Linked DNA regions of Homo sapiens: region 2 is linked to region 1. A link is an interaction called in ENCODE POLR2A ChIA-PET data of the cell type or tissue named here. Cell type or tissue: Caco-2. All regions are shown on one strand. Each heading gives the region's core, and the rest is flanking DNA. Links, peaks and the distances in the headings are about the cores only. Region 1 overlaps MMP24-AS1-EDEM2 (MMP24-AS1-EDEM2 readthrough). Region 2 overlaps MMP24-AS1-EDEM2 (MMP24-AS1-EDEM2 readthrough).

Evidence for each region. ChIA-PET counts read pairs that join two places held together with the same protein. Peaks named below come from ENCODE experiments on the same cell type or tissue, not always from the same donor. Only the 100,000 strongest peaks of a DNase experiment are listed, where the experiment ranks them.
Region 2: POLR2A ChIA-PET joins it to region 1 with 11 read pairs; 9 of 35 experiments call an interaction of 5 or more read pairs at or near these places.

What each region holds. Positions count from the first base shown.
Region 1 is chr20:35,261,170-35,265,546 of GRCh38, reverse strand. The region is part of intron 2 of MMP24-AS1-EDEM2 (MMP24-AS1-EDEM2 readthrough); the gene reads left to right. It overlaps MMP24 (matrix metallopeptidase 24), which reads right to left. Exons shown (of 9, transcript NM_006690.4): 5 at 1,595-1,756. Among named protein-coding and RNA genes, the nearest start is that of MMP24-AS1-EDEM2, 15 kb to the left of the region's middle. RefSeq lists enhancers at 1,986-2,747, 2,748-3,511, 3,512-4,273. In Caco-2, for the core only: CTCF peaks have their summits at 602 (motif pointing right) and 2,178; DNase peaks (open chromatin) are centred at 319, 616, 2,216, 3,006 and 2 weaker places; H3K4me3 peaks cover 667 bases.
Region 2 is chr20:35,172,732-35,177,108 of GRCh38, reverse strand. The region is part of intron 4 of MMP24-AS1-EDEM2 (MMP24-AS1-EDEM2 readthrough); the gene reads left to right. PROCR (protein C receptor) reads right to left here. Exons shown (of 4, transcript NM_006404.5): 2 at 2,156-2,407; 3 at 663-941; 4 at 1-411. The coding sequence ends at 296. Among named protein-coding and RNA genes, the nearest start is that of PROCR, 2.8 kb to the right of the region's middle. RefSeq lists enhancers at 817-1,519, 2,222-2,924. In Caco-2, for the core only: no CTCF peak of the experiment used is centred there; DNase peaks (open chromatin) are centred at 308, 839 and 2,188; H3K4me3 peaks cover 1,203 bases.

The DNA.
Region 1 (4,377 bases), core at 89-4,088:
TTTAATAGTAGTTTATTTAATACATACTAGTGTATGACTAGTGGTTACTGTATTGAACAACAAAGATCCCAAATAAGTATTCCAGCCTAGATTTTTTTTTTTTTTGAGACGGAGTCTCACTCTGTCGCCTAGGCTGGAGTGCAGTGGTGTGATCTCAGCTCACTGCAACCTCCGCCTCCCGGGTTCAAGTGATTCTCCTGCCTCAGCCTCCCAAGTAGCTGGGATTATAGGCGTGCACCACCATGCCAGGCTAATTTTTTGTATTTTTAGTAGAGACAGGGTTTTGCCATGTTGGCCAGGCTAGACTTGAACTCCTGACCTCAGGTAATCGCCCGCCTCGGCCTCCAGCCTAGAATTTTGAGCTGCAGACTGGTGGACCCTATTGCTTCACAATTACAAAAGCTGGAAACCCTGGGGGCATCCTTGACCCTCCCTCCTTCCTCTCACCCCATGTCTGATCTGTCAGCAGATCCTGTTGTTCTACCTTTGGAATAGCTTCTGGGACCCACAGCCCCCACCTGGTCTCTGCTGCTTTACTTGTGGAGGTCCTGCCTGTCCTCCAGGGCTCTGGCTGGGTCATCTCCTCCAGAGGGAGCCCTCCTTCTGTGCTCCGTAGCCTGTGGGCTGTGGGTGCCTGTGCTGTCTTGACAAGCATTTGCTCAAGTAAACTGGTCTCCCTAGCTCACCTGACTTGACCAGAACAAGAACCTCACATACCAGTGTGAACAGAACTGGGAGAGAGGTGTGTAGGAGGCCTTTCATATCTTACCTAGATAGCAGTAGCTTCTCATCTTTCACCTTTTCTTTCTTTTTTTTTTTTTTTTTTTTTTTTTTTTTTTGAGACGGAGTCTCGCCCTGTTGCCCAGGCTGGAGTGCAGTGGTGCGATCTCAGCTCACTGCAACCTCTGCCTCCTGGGTTCAAGTGATTCTCCTGCCTCAGCCTCCCAAGTAGCTGAGATTTCACTTGCCCACCACCACACCTGGCTAATTTTTTTGTTTGTTTGTTTTAATATTTTTGGTAGAGATGGGGTTTCACCATGTTGGCCAGACTGGTCTCAAACTCCTGACCTCAAGTGACCTGCCTGCCTCAGCCTCCCAAAGTGCTGGGATTTCAGGCAAGAGCCACCACGCCTGGCCCTCGTTTTTTCTTTTTAAAGAACAAAGCTCTGGTTATAGTCCCCATCACGCTGTATCACCGTTACTCCTGCAGATGTGTGAACCTGCCTGGCTAGAGGTGGAATCTATGGGAGCACTCAGTCACCATCTGGTGTGGGAGGGAGGGAGAGAAGCATGAAGGGACGGGGAAGAGTGTGGAAGGGGAGGGGTAAAGGAGAGGGAATGGGTGGCCCTCACCTCACTTTTGTCCCTCTCAGTTACAGCTCAGACCCTCCCCTAGGTTTCCCAGGTGTGCCAGGGGAAGCCTTGCCCTCTGGCCAGGCAAAGCCATTGGAAGTCTGTAAAGGTCACACACAGAGAAACAGCAGCAGTGCTGATGATAGCAACGTCCCCCTCCCTCGTCCCCTGCCCCATGACAGGTAGGCAGTCACAGCCCAGCCCCGAGGAAGGAGCAGTCCCCCCTCTCCCTGCCACACACCATAGATCTTCTGGATGCCCTGGAGATCGTCCTGGGGCAGCTTGAAGTTGTGCGTCTCCATGTACTGGTAGAAGGGCGCCATGATGGCGCTGGGGTCGCTGGAGTGCTCCAGTCCCAGCGCGTGGCCCAGCTCATGCACAGCCACCAGGAAGAGGTCGTTCCCTGTGGAGAGGAGTGTGGGGAGGTGCCCAGGGCACCTGCTTAGATATGAGTCGGTCAGCCAACCCATTACCTCAGCAAACACCGAGCACGGGCCCTGTGCCAGGCCCCGTGCTGGACACCAGGGACATACAGAGAAATCAGGCACAACCCCTGCCTCCCAAGCCTCTCTGCAGAGCAGGGACAAGGAGAGAGAGAGTGACAAGTGAGGCAGAGGGCTCTGGGTGCTTTAAGAATGTCTGGGAGGGTCGAGCAGGGATTCTGAGGAGAGAGGGGTCATTTAAACCTGGAGGAAGATGTTCAGGGAAAGCTTCACAAAGGTGAAGTTGAAGCTCAGTCTTGAAGGATCAGAAGTTAGTCAGGAGAACGGATTCAGGGGGCAGGAGAGGAAGGGTGGGGGTGGCATTCCTGGCGGATGGAATGCAATAAACACAGTCCAGAGACAGGCAGTTTCATTCCACCTGGCTCTGGAACAAAGCAGGAGGGGAGGGCCGGAGAGAGATGAGGTCAGCCAGGCTGGAAAGCAGGGCGCTTAATGCCATACAAAGGAATTTGGATCAGCTTCTTGGCTAGTGGGGGGTTTAAGTAGGAGTGGGGGTGGTGATACAATTAAATCACTCTGGCTGCAGTTGAGGGAGGATTAGAGGGAACAAGACCTGGGGCAGGGGGATCTGTTTGGATGCTGGGGTCCAGGCGAGAGATTGTGGGGAAAAGCAAGAGAGATCAGATTGTTACTGTGTCTGTGCAGAAAGAAGTAGACATAGGAGACTCCATTTTGTTATGTACTAAGAAAAATTCTTCTGCCTTGAGATTCTGTTAATCTATAACCTTACCCCCAACCCTGTGCTCTCTGAAACATGTGCTGTGTCAACTCAGAGTTAAATGGATTAAGGGCGGTGCAAGATGTGCTTTGTTAAACAGATGCTTGAAGGCAGCATGCTCCTTAAGAGTCATCACCACTCCCTAATCTCAAGTACCCAGGGACACAAAAACTGCGGAAGGCCGCAGGGACCTCTGCCTAGGAAAGCCAGGTATTGTCCAAGGTTTCTCCCCATGTGATAGTCTGAAATATGGCCTCGTGGGAAGGGAAAGACCTGACTGTCCCCCAGCCCGACACCCGTAAAGGGTCTGTGCTGAGGAGGATTAGTAAAAGAGGAAGGAATGCCTCTTGCAGTTGAGACAAGAGGAAGGCATCTGTCTCCTGCCCGTCCCTGGGCAATGGAATGTCTCGGTATAAAACCCGGTTGTATGCTCCATCTACTGAGATAGGGAAAAACCGCCTTAGGGCTGGAGGTGGGACCTGCGGGCAGCAATACGGTTTTGTAAAGCATTGAGATGTTTATGTGTATGCATATCTAAAAGCACAGCACTTAATCCTTTACATTCTCTATGATGCAAAGACCTTTGTTCACGTGTTTGTCTGCTGACCCTCTCCCCACAATTGTCTTGTGACCCTGACACATCCCCCTCTTCGAGAAACACCCACAAATGATGAATAAATACTAAGGGAACTCAGAGGCTGGCGGGATCCTCCATATGGTGAGCGCTGGTTCCCTGGGTCCCCTTATTTCTTTCTCTATACTTTGTCTCTGTGTCTTTTTCTTTCCTAAGTCTCTCATTCCACCTTACGAGAAACACCCACAGGTGTGGAGGGGCAACCCACCCCTACAAGAGATGAAAAGGCCCTGAGCTGGCTGGGCGTGGTGGCTCACGCCTGTAATCCCAGCACTTTGGGAGGCTGATCGGGGTGGATCACTTGAGGTCAGGAGTTCGAGACCAGCTTGGCCAACATGGTGAAACCCCATCTCTACTAAAAATACCAAAAATTAGCCAGATATGGTGGCCTGCGCCTATAGTACCAGCTACTCCGGAGGTAGAGGCAGGAGAATCGCTTGATCCTGGGAGGTGGAGGTTGCAGTGAGCCAAGATCGCGCCACTGCACTCCAGCTTGGGCAACAGAGTGAGACTCCATCTCAAAAAAAAAAAAAAAAAAAAAAAGGATGCCCTGAGGTGGAGGGAGGGAGTGGGGACAAAGAGAGCAAGTCCTGGCAAACTGGCAGTCAGCTTCAGGAGACCCCGGGCAGGGCAGGTGGGGCCCGGGCGTGGGCAGCTCTCTGCAGGACCTTGGTTGTGGAAGCAGGGAACTGTTGGCTAAGATTGAGGCAGGGATTCAAGTGTAGGTGAAAACACACTCCAGGTCCTGGAAGTGGGACACAGGATCCTGAGGGTGGAACTGAGGCAGCTCCATGGCACGGTGGTTACGAGCTTGGGCTCCTGAGTAGGACAGATTACCTTCATTCCCCCTGCCAGTTTGTGAATATGGCCAGCAGGGCTACCCCTAAGCCTCAATGTCCTCACTTGTAAACTGGGGGCATCAGACCTACCTCACCGGGTTGTGTGAGGTTGAATAAGATACACGTGAAGTGCGTGGTATGACACAGAATGGCAGCTGTTGTAATCCTATGTAAGATAGAAGCTTGGTTACTGGAGGAAGCCCATTGACCAGAAAGGAAGCACGAGGCCAGTGGAGCGCCAGCAACCAGATCCTCTGAAAGCCAACTCCCCTGGGCTTCTGTATTGTGCCTAGGACAGGACAAGGAGGCCTGAACTTAGGGGGATGAAGT
Region 2 (4,377 bases), core at 214-4,213, 89 kb after region 1:
CTTCCTGCCCCAACTCCATTATCTGTTTTCCACAAAGATAGATAAACATTCACTTATCAGACTAATTCAGCAAAGCATACACGTTCTTAGGTTCTTAGCAAACCAAGTACTTTGTCCACCTCTCCTCTCCATCTCCCCTCCCTCAAATCTTCAGTGGGCAGATGTGGGAGAAGAAAGGAGCTGTCACTCCAAACCTTCTGGTGTTTCAGTTGGGGAGTCTGGCTTCACAGTGAGCTGAAACTTTCCCTTGCCAGCCTCCATCAATCCAGCCCCTTCTGAGGGGGCTGGAGAGTAATTAACATCGCCGTCCACCTGTGCACAGGAAGATGCCTACAGCCACACCAGCAATGATGAAACTGCCCACCAGGACGCCCAGGACCAGCGAAGTGTAGGAGCGGCTTGTTTGGCTCCCTGCAGAACATGCAAAGAGTTAGCCCGAAGAATAGGCCCCCAAGGAGTCCATGATTTGAGTCAAACCCCAAAGCGTTTCTGCCCCAGAGGAAAGGGACCCGTTTACCAACTGACTGAAGCTGCGTGTGTTCTGTCCCAAACCCCCAGCTGTGGGCCTCTTGTTGCTCTAGGCATCCATCCTTCAGGTCCATCCATTTGTCTGGAACCCGCCCTCTCCCCAGCTTGCAGGCCTGGGCCCCGTCCCATCATACCTTTCGTGTTTTCCGCGGAAATATGTTTCTGCACATACTGCACACAGGTGTCCTCCAGGAATTCCCGCAGTTCATACCGAGTGCGGTTGTAGGCATTGAGCTGCTGCAGGGTGAAGGTGACCACTCCGGAGGTGACCTGGGTGTCTGCCTGCCACAAGGCTCTCTCCGGCCGGAAACTCACAAAGGAGCTCCCATTCACAGCCACTTCGAAGAAGACATGGGCTCTAGAGCCCTCGGGAGGCAGCTCACAGCCCAGGAAGCAGCGGATGGTCAGAGGAACTGTGGATAGACAGTCAGGGTCAGGGGACTGTGCAGAGAGGGTGCCAGGTGTGGGGCGAGGCCCACCAAGGGGAAAAGAACATGAGAAGGCAAGAGTCAGTGCTGTGAGGAGAGGGGAGTCTAGGTCAGGGAACTATGGGGAGAAGGGCCTGGGGCTGTGAGGAGGGGTTTGGGGTTAGCCTGTTAGAGGCTAAGAAAGAAGGGGCCAGGGACTGTGATGAAAAAAGGGAATTGTCAGGCCTTGTTCAACTGTAATAGAAAAAAAAAACAGGGGGTGAGGCTGGGGCAGGGGCGGCAGCTCACGCCTGTAATCCCAGCACTTTGGGAGGCCAGGCTTGTGGATCGCCTGAGGTCAGGAGTTCGAGACCAGCCTGGCCAACATGGCGAAACCCCGTCTCTACTAAAAATACAAAAAATTAGCCGGGCGTGGTGGCGGGTGCCTGTAGTCCCAGCTGCTTGGGAGGCTGAGGCAGGAGAATCGCTTGAACCCGGGAGGCGGAAGTTGCAGTGAGCCGAGATCGCGCCACTGCACTCCAGCCTGGACGACAGAGCAAGACTCCGTCTCAAAAAAAAAAAAAAAAAAAAAAAAGGGGGGTGGGGTGGGGGACTAGGAGAGAAAGGAGTTAAAGGCCATGATGGTGGGGGAAGGGGGACGGAGTGGTGCTTGGTGCTTTGAGAAAAGAAATTGGGGTCTTTGAGAAGAAGGAGTTAGGGTTGTGACGGGGAAGGAGTGGGGCTTTGAGAGAAGAACTTGGGGTCTTTGGGGGAAGAGTTCGGGTCATGAGTGGAGCTAAGAGCGAAGTCATCAGCTTGTATGAGAAGTGGCTGGAGGGTGGGGGGTGAAGTGCTGGGGGCTGTGGGAAGGGAAGGACGGAGATCTATGAAGAAAAGGAGTTGGAGGACTGTGAGGCGAGGGGTGAGGAGTTTTCTGGGGACCTTCGACGTCACGGTGTCAGGGCCTTCCAACAGGGTCTATCCCAAGAGGTTATGCCAGCAGGACGACCGCCCGAGTCGGGGCTTTCTTAGCGGGGACAACTGCCTCTCTCCAGCCCCCACCCAGCAATCTTCAAAGGCCCAGGCGCCACCGAGCTCCAGTGGCTGCCGGGTCCCTGCAAGTCCCAGCCCGCCTCCATCCGCCAGGCCCCGCCCCCACCCGCCAGGCCCCGCCCCCACTAGCCCCGCCCAGACCCCGCCCCCGCTGCGCGCCTACTCACAGGCCAAGGTCCGCTCCTGGTGCACCAGGCGCACGAGGCCGTGGAACTGGAGCAGGTAGGACTGCAGGCCACTCTGCGTGCGCGCCCAGCTCTCGGGCTCCTGCAAGGGCTGCAGCTGAATGATCGTGGTGTTGGTGTCTGGGCCTTCCAGCACGTGCGTTAGGTGTCCCCCCAGCGACGCGTTGCCCTGGTACCACACGTGATAGGGGTCGCGGAAGTAGGAGATCTGGAGCATATGAAGTCTTTGGAGGCCTGCGGGCAGAGTCAGCTTCAGCCTGGGCCGGCGTGGGAGGGGGCGGCGGGCAGCGGAAGATAATAACCCCCTACCTCGAGGCTGGCCGCCCGCCTTCTCGACCCTTCATAAACTATAATGTGCCCTCCCACCGCTTCTCCCGTTTGACGCTGACAGTAACTCTGCCAGGAGGACAGGACAGGGATTATTATCTCCGTTTTACAGATGAGGAAACTGAGGCCTGCAGTGGAAGAGACACTCCTTTCTGCCTCCTTTTTCACCCTCGGCTCTCCCTCCCCCCGTTTCCTGTTAACCAACGGAACAAATGGTTAACAAATCCTGACCTGAATAAAATTCCAATTCCATCGCCTGTTCTCCATCTCCTCTTCCACTGCCCTGATTCAGGATTCATCCGTCTCATCTAGACTGGGGTAGTAACTTTCTACTTCATCTCCCCGTTCTCTATTCCGACCTCCACCTGACCCAGGGATGAGATCATGTCCTTTTCCTACTTAAAATCTTCCAGTGCCATAACCCCCTCCCCTTCATTAATCAAAAATAATCATAGCCAATGTCGATTCAGTGCTTATTATAACCTGGGCAATGGGCTTTACATACATTATTATCTTTGTGCCTTTCCCCAGTGGCTTAATGCAATAGCTACTATTATTAACCCCAGTCTACATGGGAAACTGAGACAGAGATAGTGTAGCAGAGCCAAGGTTTGCACGTAGGCAGTCAAGTCCAGCACTCAGCCATTCTGCTACACTGCCTCCCCACAGGATCAAGTCCAGAGTCTTTAGCCTGGCATTCAAGGCTGCTAGAGACCTGGCCCCTGCTGCCTTTTCTGGCCGCTTCCCGCTGCTTATATATCAAACTAGTTGGGATTCCTCATGCTGCCTTTGGCTGACACATGAATAGCATGTCAGGATTGCTCTGCCTCCCTTTTTCTGCCTGGCGAAGTTTATTCATGATTTAAGACCCAGCTCAGAGACTGGGCGCGGTGGCTCATGCCTGTAATCCCAGTACTTTGGGAGGCCGAGGCGGGCGGATCACTTGAGGTCAGGGATTCAAGACCAGCCTGGCCAACATGGCGAAACCCCATCTGTACTAAAAATACAAATATTAGCCAGGCGTGGTGGTACATGCCTGTAGTCCCAGCTACTCAGGAGGCTGAGGCAGGAGAATCGCCTGAACCTGGGAGTTGGAGGTTACAGTTAGCTGAAATTGTGCCACTGCATTCCAGCCTGGGTGACAGCACAAGACTCCATCTCAAAAAAAAAAAAAAAAAAAAAAAAGAAAAAAGAAAGAAAAGCAAAGAAAAAAAGACCCAGCTCAGTTGCCCTCTTCTTGGAAATTTTTTTCTGATGCCCCACGAGACACAGTGTGTCTGTTTCAGTGATCCCAGACCACCATATATTAGTGTGTATCTCACGGGATACTACCTGGCTGTCTCCAAACACACACAGGCCACACTGGACTCCTCTAGGCTATGGAACCATGCTTGGTAATCTCTGCTTCCTACACCCAGAAAAGAGGCTGGCACAGAGTTGATGCCCAGAGCACATTTGGATGAGTCCGGGGTTGTAAATCTGTGTGTGTGAGTGGGTCCTGTCTGTGTTTGCATTTGAGAAGTTGTGCTTTGTATCTGCAGATGTGAATAAGTATATTTATGGATAACCCTAGACATGGTCCTTAACTACTCTGTGACCCAGTTTCCTCCTCATAAAATGGAGATAGTAATAATATTACCCACCTTTAGGGGTTTGTGCAAGTTAAATGGGTCAATACATGTATTAACCATAGTGAGCACTCATTGAATACTGGTTATTATTTGCTGCCTCTCTGAGGGGGAGACTGAAGTTACGGGGATTGTGAGAGAGGGGAAAGGAGGCCCCTGTGCAATTATAATGGAGGGTAATAACTCCCTTTTCTGCTTAAACAGGGCCACTTCAGTAGCCTGATCGCCCATAAGTTCTATTAGGCACAG